Regions from separate parts of the Homo sapiens genome. Here region 1 is linked to region 2. Evidence: chromatin loops called from intact Hi-C (ENCODE). Cell type or tissue: heart right ventricle. All regions are shown on one strand.

Region 1 (8,000 bases), 320 kb before region 2:
GCTTTAGACACTAAAGAAGATAATGTCCTTGGAATTTTTAGGGAACTATAAAATCAGAGAAATCAAATTTAAAAATTTTGTATAACAATGCATAAGCAAACTTTGGCAAGAGGTAAATATAATTTGCCAGCTAAAGGTATAGGTATTAACTCCATTTATTTTTATTTCAAAATAAAATAATGATTTATTTGTTATGTTTGTTACAGCTATAAAATTTAGTTGAAAATTTTAAATTATATGCTTCCTATGTGCTTTGCATTTTGTTAAATGTGATTCTCATGCTTATTGTATGCTAAATTGTACATTTAGAACTTAACATCAATGATTTGCTAACATTACTGTGCATATTTCCAACATATGGTGGCTTCTAGGCTCTCTTCATCACTAGATCTGATAACAAGCTCCTTAATATCATAAATCTCCAGCTGCTGAATAAAGTAAAAGCAATAGCTTGATTGACTAATGAATTTGAGAAATCTCACGAAATGCAGAGTTTAAGCTCTTCTGTGTAGTTTGCAAATATATTATAAACCTTGCCTTCTCAATTTGGCAAAGATATTTTTATTTTGAGGTGTTATGGTATTGTAACAATTTAAAGCTATATGATAAATATATTTTTTCAAGGTTCCTTTGGTCAAGTTCTGACCCTTTCCAAAATATAAGCATTAGCAGCTAAGAATGACTTTTTCATGTATTTGAATACCTCACATCTGTAATTTTAACAAGTTTCATTTGTAACAAGTTTAAGAGGTGAGAATGACATCTCAAATATCCATCATGAGTCAGTTTCCTTCGGAAGCTTGAGAGGCTCAGTCCTTCCTTTACTTCCTCTTAATTTGAATATACAATTTCCCACAGAATAATTAATTTTTTTATATGTGCTGCTTTCACTGTTTGGAGGTTCTAGTTTATCTTTCCAGTTGCACTGCAAACTCTTTGAGGTTAGAAGTTTCCTTACATACAGCAAAAATGCCAGTAATGCCTATTTGATAAAGTATTCTGTTACCCTTTCTTATTTGGCATCACCCGATAATGTTTTATTGGCATAGCCAACTTGATATGATCATATCTATCATAAGTTGAATTGAGTGGAAGGGTTAGGGAGGTAGGAAGGCAGTTGGCCACTGGCTCTTGCATTTCTGCAGGTCCCTCATGTATCCAAAGGAGATTACGCATTCAGCCACGACAATGTACTGACAATAATGAAAAAAGGTACATATCATATAACTTAAAATTTTTATCATACCATAATACCTCAAATGCACCATGAGTCACTCTATATATATACAGACACATATACACACCACACACAGGCACATGCACGCACAGTTAAATGCTATAATTATCTTCTGAAGAGCATAGTTTTATTGCATAGCATTCTTGGAATTAAAGGTGTTAAACTATTTGATGTAAACATGTAAAATATCTCATAATGTCACAGCCTTGTTTTTGCATTTCTTATTTTTTAAAAAATATACAAAATCCTTACGCGGTGAAAGTAACTTAAGCTTATCTTGACCTTTAAGAGGCTTTGGATCTGATTCCATTATTGAAGCAACTGAAAGAACTGGACATTGGACAACATTTCTTCATTGAATTTCTCCCTTATAATTTTTTTTATGAGCAATATTTTTTATCTTGTAAAATCTTCAAATGTGCCTATTGTAGTGTCATTTTTCTTTGGCTATTGAATGGATAATAATGCATGCTACTGGGGGTACACTTAGCTTTAACTGGAATATTTTTCCTTGGCATGGCTTTTGCTGCCTGGTAATATTCAGGCTAAAGGAAAGCCAGGTGTACAAGATATGAAATTCAATTAGTGTCTGATTTGTTAAAGTAATAGCAAATCATATACATTTAATGAGTGTTGACTCTTGAGAAATACAATCTGAAACAGTTTTACAATGCTCAAAATAGATGTGAAAGTTTTTCAGCTGTGACAATTTTTTATCTTATGTGGGTAAAATACATTTTTATAAGAAAAGATTAATATATAGCTTATTAAGTTTGATTGAGGCAGAAAGAAGGATTGAAAGAGAAAAGAAGAGGGAGAGGGAAGGAAAGGCAGGGGAGAGGAGGGGAGCAGGGCCGTGGAAGGAGGAGTGAGGAAGAGAAAAAGAGAGAAAGCAGAGGGTTACATAATAAGGAAGGTACTTTTTCTCTGTGAGCCCAGAAGAGATTGCCAACCATGTTTTCAGTAATGGGATCAGTGTTAGCATTAGGGCACCACTTACAAAGATGAGTACTAATTTTGAGGGCAAGGTGCTGATTTATCTGCCTAGGTTCTGGCACACATGTTTAAAGATTCACCTAATTACTTTAGAGCAACGCCCCTCCCAAGTATTATAGAGAAGAAAGAGGAGAATGATGTGCTCAAGAAAACAATGTGGAGAAGTTTATATTGGTTGTTTAAACATAGTACCTAAAAAAAAAAAAATGGGGAAAAACGATCTGGGAAGTAAAGAAAGAATCAAGGAGCAAAGATTTAGCAAGCCTGTGGACCCTGACAACTCCAATAAGAGAACACTAGGGAATTTTGTGATTTAAAATATATTATTGCTTAAAACTACAGTAGTGTTCAAGGAAACTTTAAATAGAAAATTACTCTTCTTGAGATGATTCTGTCTTCCAAAGAGAACAAATCACAAGGATGTTAAAAGGAACATTTTATGTGACAAGTTTGGGGTAGGTACTATGTAAATAGAAGAGAAAGTCACTCAAGGTACATTTGAATGTAGGGCAGAGATTATTCCATAGCATTCCACAGGCCAGAAACAGAAAGTGTCTTCTAGTTTTCTTGCCCTTTATAGTAATAGGGGTCATGGGATAGAAATTCTCAGAAAATCTCCAAATCTCATTTTTGCCAATTGTTTCAACATCTTTTCCTTCCCAGCATTTTAGCAGAGCTGCCAAACAGGTGATTAATTAAATACATATGTGCATGCTTGTACCTCGTGTAGAAGGTCTAATGAGTAAATTTATTTGATATGACATAGACTGAACAGTAGAAGGAAGGATTAATGACAGTCAGATCAACAAACAAAAGTACAAATGGTATCTGGGCTATGAAAAGATAAAGCAATATTTGCCCAAACAAGAAGATCTAGATATCCCTAAATTACCTCCTATATTATTAGGAAGTAAAGACCAAATCTACAACTTTGATCTGGAAATTGTATAGTAGCTGATATGAACAGGGATCATAGGAGAGTGTGGTCTCATAGCTACTCTTTGCTACTACCAAAACCTGAGTGGTAGCACATCAGTGATTGCCCAACCAAACTGCACAATTCCCATTAGAAAAAGCTGTCTCAAACCCACATCTTAGAAAGGAAGTGAATGCCACCAGTGAATCAATACACTGGGATGTAACTTTCTGCATACCCCAAGAATACCTCCTGTTGCATAGCACTTTTTAGTTTTCAAAGCTTTTCAGATGTAACAGATGTGACAGCTGTTGTTTTTAGTGTGCCACAGCTCATCTCACTTAATTCTTTAGGGTAAGTGAAAAAGATGAGTGTAATTAGTATCAAATAAGAGAAGAAGAATTGAAGGTTCAGGGACTAGAGACCACACATATATGTGGTTAGAAAGTCCAAAGTAAGAACAGTAGAGCTAGTTTGTATTGGACACTTACTATGCACCAGGAACCATTCCCAATCCCATACATGCATTAGCTCATGCATGTCATCCTCCAAAACAGCCTCGGGAGGTGGATCTAGCATTACCTTTATCTTACAAATGAGGAAACCAGGCAGAGCAAGTTTAAGAAACCTGCACAGGTGTGAATTCTGGAAGTCTGTGTTAGAACCAGGACTCCTGGTCCCTCTCCCACCTCCAGCTTCCTCACCAGATCCTATTATCAGCACACAAGGAAAAAAATTCCATAATGAGAGGTATTGTTCTAACAGATGTACTATCTTCCTCTACTTAACTCTGAATTTTTCTCTGAAGACAGAACACCACGTAATTTGTTATAGAATAGGGCTTAGTAATCAGTTAAAATATAAACTTGTTAAATAATATCTAAACTGTCCTCTAACCTAATTGATGTTGGTTTAAAGAAATGCTAAGCAAAAGCATCAAAATAGAGGTATTTTTATATTAAAAAGAAGAAAAAGGAAAATGAATCCGTTATTTTATATTGTCTGCTTCTGCCCCCTCCTGGCTTTTGCTTCATGGGCTTCCATCTGGCTCATTTCATCTGGCCAAAAACATTGGTCATGTGGTTGTATTTTACTGCCAAATATTACTCCTTGGCCAGCTGTTCAGAGGAGCCAGAAGATTCTCTGAGCTCGAGAGGTCAACTCCATCCTGTGTCATGTCTATTTATTCTACTGGCATAGTCTTGACTATTAAACTAGGTTTCTTAATGATATTTCAAATTGTGAGTAATGTTGGCTAAATTGACAAAAAGAAATTATAGACAACATTTATATCTAAGAATAACAATACTACTAACAACCATTGCACATTGTAGGAAGAGGTAGCATGGTATAGGAGGAGAACTTTGGCTCTAGAGCCAAACAGACCCAGCTTCAGTGCCAACTCTGCTGCTTTCTTGATTGGGCAGGTTTCCTAACCTCTCTGAGCCATTTCCATGTACATAAATAGAAAATTAAAATATCTACTTCATAAGGTCGTTGTGCAGATTAGATGAAAGCATGTACGTGAATGCAGGACTACCTGCCAACTCTTTCATAGCATTTTCCAAGTCTTCACTAACATTTCACAAATTTTGTGAAGCTTCTTTTGTGAAATACATTTTCAGATAAACTATCATCATTGGTACCACTCTTGGTCACAGAATAGTACAATAGAGCTGGCTTATAAATGGTTACCTTATAAGCAACTTGCACATACAACCCAGGCTCACCTTGGAAATGTAGTGTGCAGGAATGATTGACAGCTGGCTAGCTCTACAGCCACACTGCTGCTGAGGTTCACATTTTCACATTATCACTTATAGCTATGAGACTTTGGGCAAGTTACTTCATGTGCCTCAGTTTCCTCATTTGTAAAATGGAGTATTATGAGGATTAAGTGTGTTAGCCATGTAAAGTGCCTGGCACATAGACAACACTAAAATAAATGTCAGCTATTATTAATAATAGAATGTAAGCTCCACATGGCAGCAATTTTTGTCCTTTTTTCCACCTTTGTATGGCCAGTGCCTGGAAGAGTGTGTGGTACATATTAGGTGCTTGGCGTTTGTGTATTGAATGAATGAACCTATTAGCAAATGTGTTCCGATTCATGGCAAGTGTGAGGATACTCTGCTTCCTTTTGCCACATTCATGGGAAGAGGGGGTTAGAGCTGAAGGAACCTGATGGTTCATTTGTTCAAACTCATTTGTCTTACATTGAAGAGCTTGAAGACCTTGAAAGGCCCCAGGGTCATGCAACTTGATAGCGGCCTGGTCAGAGCTAGAACCCTGGCTCTGTGTGCTTCTGTGAAAATCTTTGTTCCAATGTCCCACCCCTCACTTCAATACATATGCCATCTAATTCAGTGCTTTCAGTAAGGCAGCAAAATGAATGAATGATTCAGAGCACACTTCTTGCAGACAGGAGAGTGTATAAGAGCCATAATTGGGCAATGACCATGGAAGGACAGGTTTCTGAATAAGAGAAAGACTTATCCAAGTAAAATTATGTTCAGACATTTTACTTACAAGTCTAAAAATCACTTGCTACAACAGCTACAATAGGGTTTTTGTAAGGAAGTACCACTTTGTAAACAACATTTTTGTAGAATGCATTATATGCATTTTTTTCAAAATTGAAGGAAAGCCCCATCTCAAACATTCAAAAGAATCTGCTCAATTATCAATGTAGACTAGAAACAGAGATAGAGAGGGGAGATACAGTTTGAGTGTTTTCTGTATTATCATGACAGCACATGGAACAACCACAGGCAGAAAGATTACAAACTCTGCAATAAATATAAAGGTATTGGTTTTATAAGGTGGCCTGCAGGCTACGGACCAGCACAGAGCTCTGGCAAATGTGGAATGCCAGGAGATGTACAAAAAAATCAAGGTGACAAAAGAAGAAAAGACACTCCAAACTGCCAAGGGTTTATAATCATGCTGTGGATATTTCTGATCATCAGTGTGTTAATGGTTTTCACTATAGTTAAAACTATACCATTTTTGAATGGGTAATAGGTATGAATATTTATGCTTAATTAGTAGTTTATAAAATTTATACTATTTATTTTCATAATGTTGATTTTATGATTTTCAACGAGTGCCATTTGTCCTTAAGTCATGAAGTGGATGAGCCCCCATCAAGTGATTTTAAGAGACAGTACCTTGACTGAGCAGCTGGATCAAAGCCTGTCTGATCTGGGCAGAGCAAATAAGGAATACTTCTTACAAAAGAGGAAGCATTCAATTCTATACACTTTACCTTGGTACTCCTTGTTCTGGAGGCCTCAGCTTCTATCATGTTCTTTGCCACAGTCATATACCCACCTTCTACCTTGGCTCTCCCTCCTCCTAACTTCCATTATTTTTTCTACTTTCAAACTATAATTGACAAGCCTTTTTAATTTCAACAAGGGTCTGAAGAGAGGTGTCTGATTTTCCGTAAGGCTGGGTTATATAAGCACACAGAGTTGAATCAGAGCAAAGGAAAAATCCATTGGCAAAGGAAGAATACTATATGCTACTTTAAAACTTGTCTGAATGTATTATTTTATTTACTTATTTTAGAGGCAGGGTCTCACTCTGTCATCTAGGCTGGAGTACAGTGGCATGATCATCACTCATTGCAGCCTCAAACTCCTAGGCTCAAGGGATCCTCCAGCCACAGCCTCCTGGGTAGCTAGGACTACAGGTGCACCCTACCATTCCTGGCTTAAAAAATATATATTTTAGAGTCTGTTTTGCCCGGGTTTGTCTCAAATACTTGGCCTCAAGTTATCCTCCCACCTCAGCCTCCTAAAGTGCTGGGATTACAGGCATGAGCCATGGCACATGGCTCAAATTATATAATTCATTAGCTGGTAATAGTGTAAATTTGGAAGAGAAAAACTAAAATGATAAAGAGGAAAGATGGATTGTGAATAGAGTAAATATATATTACTGTAATTATGTTAAGCCAATCAAATGCAAAGGACAGTTCAAAGGGGACAAGTATGTAAGCCACATTCCAAAAAAAAAAAAAAAGCTTTGAAGTGAAGCTTTAAAAAGATAAGCTTTGTGTTGAGCTAAAGAAATAAACTCTATAAAAACAAAACCCTAAAATTGTTATGACAATGAATTAAACATTCAAAAATGAACAGAACAGAATGTAAAAGATTATTCCTTCAGGTGGTAAATGTTCACAACCAGCTCTCTATGGGGGAGGGGAAGGGCACTATTTGTAGTATTTGCTGATTTCTGTGCCAAAAAATTCTCTCACCTGCCCATTTCAAACAGCAGAGGTCACTAAATGTGGAGTTGGCAAGAGATACATAGACATAGTACTCTATACAGTGTTTCTATCATATAGATACAGTAGATATAAGTTGCCCCAAAAACATAATAATACAAAATGTAGCCAAATCATTCAGAAGTTATGAGTTTTGAATACTTATTTCCATTGTTTTTAATATAATTTGTTTAATTATAGTTAAAAATTTTTATGTAATTTAATTTTTAATAACTGTTGGGTATTAACAACTGACTTATAAATACTCCTAAAAATGTAACAGAATGTAGTGAGGGACAAAATGGATGCGGTCTCTGCTTTCATCAAGTTTACATTCTGGTAGAGAAAGACAGAAAATAAACAAGTTAACAATAAATAAAATAAATAGAGACTGAGATGAGAGGTTCTGCTTGGGGAAGCCAGGGAAACCTTTACAAAGAAATTGATAATTTATTTGCATATAAGTTCAAGCATATCCATTCCATACATCTGTGAGTACATTTGTAGTTCTAGGCCTGAAACTCAGAACTGCACAAGGTCAATGGAACCATATAAATATTGACCTCATTACTGACTTG
Region 2 (8,000 bases):
TTGTCATTTGTGCCTCATTTCTAAATTTGGCACAGCTCCTCATCAGAATGACCAATTATTGCTCTCTTACTGGGACTTTTACCCCCTGCTGTAGCATTAGGCACCTTTATTCTCATCTGAGTAACAAATTCTTAGTTTTATAAAATATAGTTTGTTTTCATAATTTGATTCTCAATAGCAGTAGACATATGCTGAATATGTCCAGTGTCCTAACTGCTAAATGGGAGCACTTTGCCATGGGCCTGAGTTCTTAATTCTATTGTGTGGTTGATTCTGTGTAAGAAAATGAAGAGCAGAATCAAAAGCCACTTAGCAATGTGCAAGCATTAGTGTATATTTTCAAGGTGATTCGACAGTAGTTTTTCAGCTAAATGAATTTGAGCAGCTAGTTACTTTCCCTAAAATCCATATTCTTAATGTTGAGATCTATGTTTGGATTTAAAACTGAATGTGAAATTTAATAATGTATTGTAAATGACTTCAGCTGTCAAGGAATTAATCTATACGTTAAGATTTAAAAATTTTTTAGGTCATAATAATTGCCTAAAATGATTCCTTTCTTTTAAAGGCACCAGATAAGACAGGGATTTAAAAAAAAAATCTTTATTATGAAGGCCCCAGATTAGACTTTGAGTTAATTTACAGGTTTAATAGGAGAGGTTGGTCTGTTTGGTTAAAATGAAATCTAGGTAAAGTGAGAAGATAATTTTTTCAAAATGTAGTCATTCTAGCAATGTTTATGTCTTGTGGCTGAAAAATTAGGATATTTTTTCCTAGCCCACGACAGAGCTGAATTGAAAAATTATTGCTGTCACACTAATTTTTAACATTAAACTTAGCTCAGCTTAAGCTGTTGCTTAAACTTTTAATGTCCAAGCCATTCGTGTCTTCTTTAACTTATTTATTTCTAAATCAGTGCTAAGCTTACATGACTGTTATAGACAAAAAAGGGTTAGCACAGAAAGAAAAAAAAGCTCTTGCTAAAGGTTGTAAAGTTACCCTTCTTCTTCATAACAAGGGCATGAATAAGCCACATCCACAAAAGCTGTAAACTGAGTTGGAGCAGCTGATCGGAAGGCCCCTGTGAGTGTTGCCACACCTTCAGTCTGAACTGGAAATGTGTACAGCTTGCATCATCTCCACTCAGTTATTTGATATTTCTTGAGTATGAATGAATGAGTCAGAAACATTGCTTTTCAGTTGTTAGTTTTATTACCATCCATTCTTTTTACATACACGTGTTCAAACTGATATTTTCAGTTTATTCTCCTTTAGCCTTTGAAAAATTATGACAGTTTTCTGTGTTCTCTCTTGAGGTTTTAAAAAATTTACTCTAATAGATTGAAAAGCACAATAAAAACACTAGTAAGAGATCAGGATTTTTAAATGGTGATAGAGAATACTTATTATGGAGATGGATTTAGGTATTAGGAAGGAGGAAACTGATTCCTCAAACCCATTTAACAAACTGGGTTAACACATTATTTCTGTTTCTTAGACTTCTCAATAAAAGGCATCTTAGCCAATTAGCAGCTTTTAAATGATGCTCTAGGAGCAACTAGCTGTATTTCCTGTATTGGTATTATATATGTTTCTTGCTTGTTGATGGCATTGAAGCAGGAAAATTATTGAATTCTTGGCCAAGGCTAGGGTTGGCTGTAACACATGTAGGATGCTTGTACCAAGTAGGGTAAGAGATTCCAGATGGCATTTAATTTGAGTGATTAAATCTATGGCATTTACCCTTATAAGCACATTAATCTGCCTGAGATTTGTACAGATTTCCTTTGGAACCTCATTGCTACAATTGAGGGTAATTTTAGTGAGGTCTCAAAGCTTTGGAGGCAGGCAAACCTGGAAGTTGAATTATGGTTTTGTTTCTTGCTAATGGAGTTACATTAGAGAAATGACTTCAATTTTTTTTAGCTTCAGTTTCCTTAGCATACAATGGGCACCATAATAACTATCTTGAAAAGTCAGTGTAAGAGTTCCAAAGAATATATACAAAAGAGCTAGCTAATATAGTATCTGACAATAGTAGGCACTGTATCTGTTGTTATTGCTATTATTTGGGTTTTAGGTCAAACTTCATTGGTTGCCTACGTGGCTAAAATGTCTTTTTACCATTCGGTTGTAATTTATACCAGACACTTCAAGTTTGATGGATTTTTATAATTCTTAGATAACTGTCTATAGCGCACATTTCTGTATCATAAAAATGCTTAAATTATATTTACAGTTTTTGTGGTATAATACAGACATGAACATTCTGAAGTTCTAATTAGAAGTTTAGGCTTTTCTTAAATTCCAGTTACAGAATGCCAGACAGAAGAGCTAACTAAGTACTTTTCCTGTTTTACTCTAAAACTGAAAATGCAGACCTTACTAATTTTTAGAACATGTGAAATGTAATAAGGGTTAGTGGTCAATGTGCCTTTTCAGTAAAACACCTTTTAAGCAGAATAGTTTCACCATGTTTTTGGTTACCTTTCTCTCATGGAAAGTATATTGAGGATGGGAGTCAGTAGAGAGGAGAGCAGGACAGCGGCCTGGGCCTCAGGGCTTTCAAGGATTATGCTATGGAACCCTGTAACGTTATCCTCTTGTGACCTAATAATGCACATTTCACCAGGCCTTCCCTGTAAGTTCAGTGAGGTTCAAAGGAGAAAACGAAATCATTTTGAGTTATTCCCAAGACATATCACTATAAAAATGTATTTTGTTTCTGCTCTAATTTTGGGGGCAGTTTGAGGTTTGGCATGGCTGGAAATGACTGTGTTTCAAGCTGAAAGTCTGTCTTGAAGTTAGAATCCAGACCCTTTCTAAGAGACTTCAGATTTTTCTATACTTCATTCCAAATATACTTAGGCCAGCTTTACAAATGTGGTCATGACTTCTTTATGGAATTTATTTTGTGTATTTGGCTTTTGGCAAACCTCTCTAGCATGTTTCTGTTGCCTATAAATTAAATTGCTTTGCTGGGTGCTTTGTCTCAGAGCTTTCTCTGGCTGCTCCCCCTACTGCTTTGTAATAGTCAATGCAGAACATATAGTAGGACTTTTTGTTGATGTATTTTCTTCTGGGCAAGAGGGGTGTTATAACAAATATAGGATCTTCATAGAAGTGGCTAAATCTTAAGATATTTCCACATTATGCAACTACAGTGTAACTCAACAGATATAAATGTTAAACTTTTGCTAAGAAGGAAACTAAGTTAATTGGAAAAGGCATGTTAGTTTTATAGAGAGAAAACAGCCTCAGTTGTTTTCTACATTAACATATTAAATCTTAGATTAAAAAAGTGTTAATATGCCTAAATACAAACTTTAAATTTCAAAAGAAAATATCTTCTATAATTATAGAAAATCAACATTTAGATGTTTTGAGTTCGATATCTGCTTTTTCATCTACTCAATAAAGGTAGATTTGGGAAAGATTTATGTAGCTTACATGTAGTACCTTAAAGTTAATATGAAAGATTGAGAATCCTATAATCACTGTTAGAAAAAATACTTTCTTTGCTTTTAAGTAATAATGGAAGAGGGAAACAATTTTAAAGGAAATTTTTCTTTCACTGAAAAGTAGAGCCCTTGATGTTACCTTAGCATAAAACTTAGGATTAAAACAAATCTTAACTTGTCTCTGTTGTCATCCGTTCAGTTCCTGTGCCAGTATTTAGTGAAAGTTTAATTATTCCCAACATTTAATTATCAAAAACTCCTAATTTTTAATTATTCAATAAATTAATCATTACTAGATAAATTTCTTTTTTTCAGTTACATTTTGACTTAATATTTGGGGTAGTAGTGGTAACTTCTGTCTGAGAGCATTATGAACTGTCTACGTTTTCGAAAAAAATTCCGAAACATAAGGATTGCCCATGATAAAAGAAGTATTTTTTCTAATGTTATGGGTAGATTAAACAAACTGGTATTTTTCTAGAGAGAAAGGATGATAGATAATGCTTTTGTTCAGTTTAAGAAGATTTCTGCGATAGTTACATAGACTGTAGCTATCACTTAAGATATAAATACATGATGGATGTGCAGTGCTGTTTATGTCATTATTTTCAGTGGATTCACAAAATATGTAGGGTTTGGTTTTCTCTTTTTCAGCAGGAGGGACCAACTCTTTTTCTAGAACTGTAGATTGCTGGGGTTAATTTTGTGATAGCGTAGCTCTAGTAGGGGAGCAGTTTTTACATGGCTATTTGTTGTAATAGTTTAATTGACACTGTTAGTCTGAGATCTTTCTAGAATGTAGAGAGATCAGTAGCACTTTATTTTAATATTCACATTAGTTTTGAAAGGCATTTGAAGAAGACTTTTTTTATTCCCTGTAACAGGGATTGGGGGGTATGCCTTGATATTTGCTTAAACAACAAACAATTCTGCTGCGTCCATTAGGAAATTAGTTAAGTTCAGTGACCAACTACAATGACAATAGGTTTATTATCTTTTACTCTTAGAGAATAGTTTATCTTTTATAAAGTATTTATTATTATTATTTAGTATTCAGAGCTTCTTGTTTTTGTTTTGTTATACTTTGTATGTGATAAGGATGAATGATATTTACTCCCTGGCCTGGAGTAGGCACCAGTGATACTTACAGCAGCTTTGTACAGTGAAAAGAACATAAATGTTTTTCATTAGGCAAACTTGGTTTCAAATTCCAGCTCTGTTGTTTCCTATCTAATATTTTGGGCAATAGGCCTTACCGCTCTGGAGCTCAGTTTTTTCATTTATAAGTGGCGATAATGAAAGGGGAAAATAAAATGAAAAAGTTATTGAGACCATTAGCTATAATGTATGTAAAGCTCCGTTTGGTGCATTAGCACACACTGGGTGCTCAATAAATTGCATGTGCTTGCCTGTCTAGAATATACTAAAAAAGAGAGATTAAGAAAAACTCTGTGTCACATATTTCTTGCAATGTAAAAACATAATATTTCTTAGAAGAAAAACATGACTTTTCTATTCTTTAAGAATTTACAGTCCAAATTAATGTTGCTCAAACTTTGTCATTTTTGAGACAGAGTCTCGCTCTGTCGCCAGGCTGGAGTACAGTGATACGATCTCAGCTCACTGCAACCTCCGCCTCCCAAGTTCAAGCAATTCTCCTGCCTCAGCCTCCCGAGTAGCTGGACTACAGGCGCATGCCACCATGCCCAGCTAATTTTTGTATTTTGAGTAGAGATGGGGTTTCACCATGTTGGCCAGGATGGTCTCGATCTCTTGACCTCGTGATCCTCCCTCCTCGGCCTCCCACAGTGCTGGGATTTTGTCATTTCTGTGTACATTCATATCTGCTATTATATGTTGAATGTTTTAACTTAATGTATTTTTTATTAATCTTTAAAATTTATTTGTCAATTATTCTTAATTGACAAATATTAATTGTATCTATTTCTTGGGTATAATGTGATTTTTAAAATGTGTACATCATAGAAAGATTTAGTAAAGCTAATTAACATATCTATATTACCTCACCAATTTATCTTTTTGTGATGAGAATGTCAAAAATCTATTTTAGAAATTGTAAAACATATAATACGTTATTAATTACTGGGGTCTCCATGCAGTGCAATAGATCACTAAAACTTATTCCTCCAATCTAACTGAAATTTTGTACTGTTTGATCGACATCTTCCATTTCTCTCTCCCTCCTCCTCTACAGCCTCTGGTAACCCACCTTTCTACTCTCTGTTTCTGAGATCGACTTTTCTAGATTCCCCATAAAGTGAGATCATTTATTAAAGACAATATTTGTCTTTCTGTGCCTGACTTATCTCACTTAGCATAATGTCCTGTAGTTCCATTCCATGATGTTGTGAATGACAGAATTTCTTTCTTTTATAAGGCTGTGTAATCTTTTTTTTTTTTTTTTTTTTTTTTTTTTGAGGTGGAGTCTCGCTTTGTAGCCCAGGCTGGAGTGCAGTGGTGTGATCTCGGCTCACTGCAAGCTCCGCCTCCCAGGTTCATGCCATTCTCCTGCCTCAGCCTCCTGAGTAGCTGGGACTACAGGCGCCCGCTACCACGCCCCACTAATTTTTTGTATTTTTAAGTAGAGATGGGGTTTTACTATGTTAGCCAGGATGGTCTCGATCTCCTGACCTTGTGATCGGCCCGCCTCGGCCTCCCAAAGTGCTGGGATTACAGATCTGAGCCACTGCGCCCGGCCTGTATAATCTATATATATATATATATATATATAATATATATATATATATATATATATATATATCACATTTTCTTTATGCACACTTGATGAACACTTAGATTGCTTCCATATCTTGGCTGTTGTAAATAAAGCTGAAATGAATATGGGAGTGCAAATATCTTTTTGATGTACCAATTTCAGTTCCTTTGGGTGTATACCTAGAAGTAGGATTGTTGGATTTTATGGTAGTTCTATTTTTAGATTTTTGAGGAACCTTCATACTATTTTCAATAATGGTGGTTCTAATTTACATTCCCACCAACAGTGTAGAAGGGCTCCCTTTTCTCCACATCCTTGCCAACACTTGTTATCATTCATCTGTTTGAACATAGCCATTGTACATGGTGGAGAGCAACACATACTGGGGTCTGTTGGCGGGTGGGATGGGTGCAGGGAGAGCATCAGGAAGAATGGCTAGTGGATGCTGGGCTTAGTGCCTAGGTGATGGGATGATACGTGAAGCAAACATGGCACATGTTTACCTATGTAACAAACCTGCACATCCTGCACATCCTGCACATGTACCCCTGAACTTAAAAGTTGAAGAGAAAAAAAAGGAAAATAGTCATTCTAACAGGCATGAGGTGATAGCTCATTGTGGTTTTAATTGCATTTCCCTGAGAATTAGAGATATTGTTGAGTTTTCGTTTGTTTTTGAGACAGGGTCTTGCTCTTTTGTTCAGGCTGGAGTGCAGTGGCGTGATCATGTCTCACTGTAACCTCAAATTCTCGGGCTCAATGATCCTGCCTCAGCCTCCCAAGTAGCCAGGACTACAGGTGTGTGCCACCATACCTGGCTTTTTATTTTTTCGTATAGAGAGGGTCTTGCTATTTTGCCCAGGCTTGTCTAGAATTCCTGGCCTCAAGTGATCTCCTGCCTCAGCCTCCCAAAGCACTGGGATTACAGGCATGAGCCACTGTGCAGGGCTGGGGAACATTGTTTTTTTTTTTTTTTTTTTTTTTTGTATCTCTGTTGGCCATTCATATTTCTTTTTTGAGGAAAGTGTGTCTATTCAGATCCTTTGTCTAATTTTAATCGATTTGTTTTCTTACTATTTGGTTGTTTGAATTTTTTATATATTTTGAATATTAGCCTCTTATCAGATGTATGGTTTGCAGATATTTTCTCCTGATCCATGGGTTGTCTTTTCACTCTATTATTTGGTTGCTTGTGCAGGTACTTTTTAGTTTAATGTAGTCCTATTTGTCTATTTTTGTTTTAGTTGCCTGTGCTTTTGGAGTCCTATCCAAGAAATCATTGCCCAGACCATTGTTGTGGAGATTTTCCCTTATATTTTCTTCTAGTAGCTTTACAGTTTCAGGTCTTATGTTTAAGCCTTTATATCTCTTTTGAGTTGATTTTTATATGGAGTGTGAGATAAGAGTACAGTTTCTTTCTTCTGCAGGTGGACATCCAGTTTTCCCAACACTATTTGAAGAGACTGTCCTCTCTCCATTGTGTGTTCTTGGACCCTTTGTCAAAAATCAATTGACTGTAAATACTTGGATTTACTTCTGGGCTTTCTATCCTGTTCCATTGGTTGATGTTTGTTTTTATGTCAATAACATGCTGTTTTGATTACAGTAGCTTTATAATATATTTTGAAATGAGGGAATATGATGCCTGCAGCTTTGTTCTTTTTGTTCAAGATTGCTTTGGCTATTAGGTCTTTTTTTGGTTCATATAAATTTTAAGATTTTTTTCTCTATTTCTGTGAAAAAAAAAGACATTGGAATTTTGAAAGGAATTGCATTGAATCAATAGAGGAACTGCATTGAAT

The links. Peaks named below come from ENCODE experiments on the same cell type or tissue, not always from the same donor. Only the 100,000 strongest peaks of a DNase experiment are listed, where the experiment ranks them.
Region 1: it touches region 2 in a loop (2.8-fold over the local background); 18 of 110 quality-filtered maps call a loop at or near these places.

The regions. Positions count from the first base shown.
Region 1 is chr5:59,347,802-59,355,801 of GRCh38, reverse strand. All of the region lies in intron 1 of PDE4D (phosphodiesterase 4D), which reads left to right. Among named protein-coding and RNA genes, the nearest start is that of PDE4D-AS1, 310 kb to the right of the region's middle. In heart right ventricle, a CTCF peak has its summit at 4,159 (motif pointing left); a DNase peak (open chromatin) is centred at 4,219; H3K4me3 peaks cover 2,970 bases; H3K27ac peaks cover 1,764 bases.
Region 2 is chr5:59,029,606-59,037,605 of GRCh38, reverse strand. All of the region lies in intron 6 of PDE4D (phosphodiesterase 4D), which reads left to right. Among named protein-coding and RNA genes, the nearest start is that of PDE4D-AS1, 6.2 kb to the left of the region's middle. In heart right ventricle, a CTCF peak has its summit at 3,012; no DNase peak of the experiment used is centred here; H3K4me3 peaks cover 132 bases; H3K27ac peaks cover 634 bases.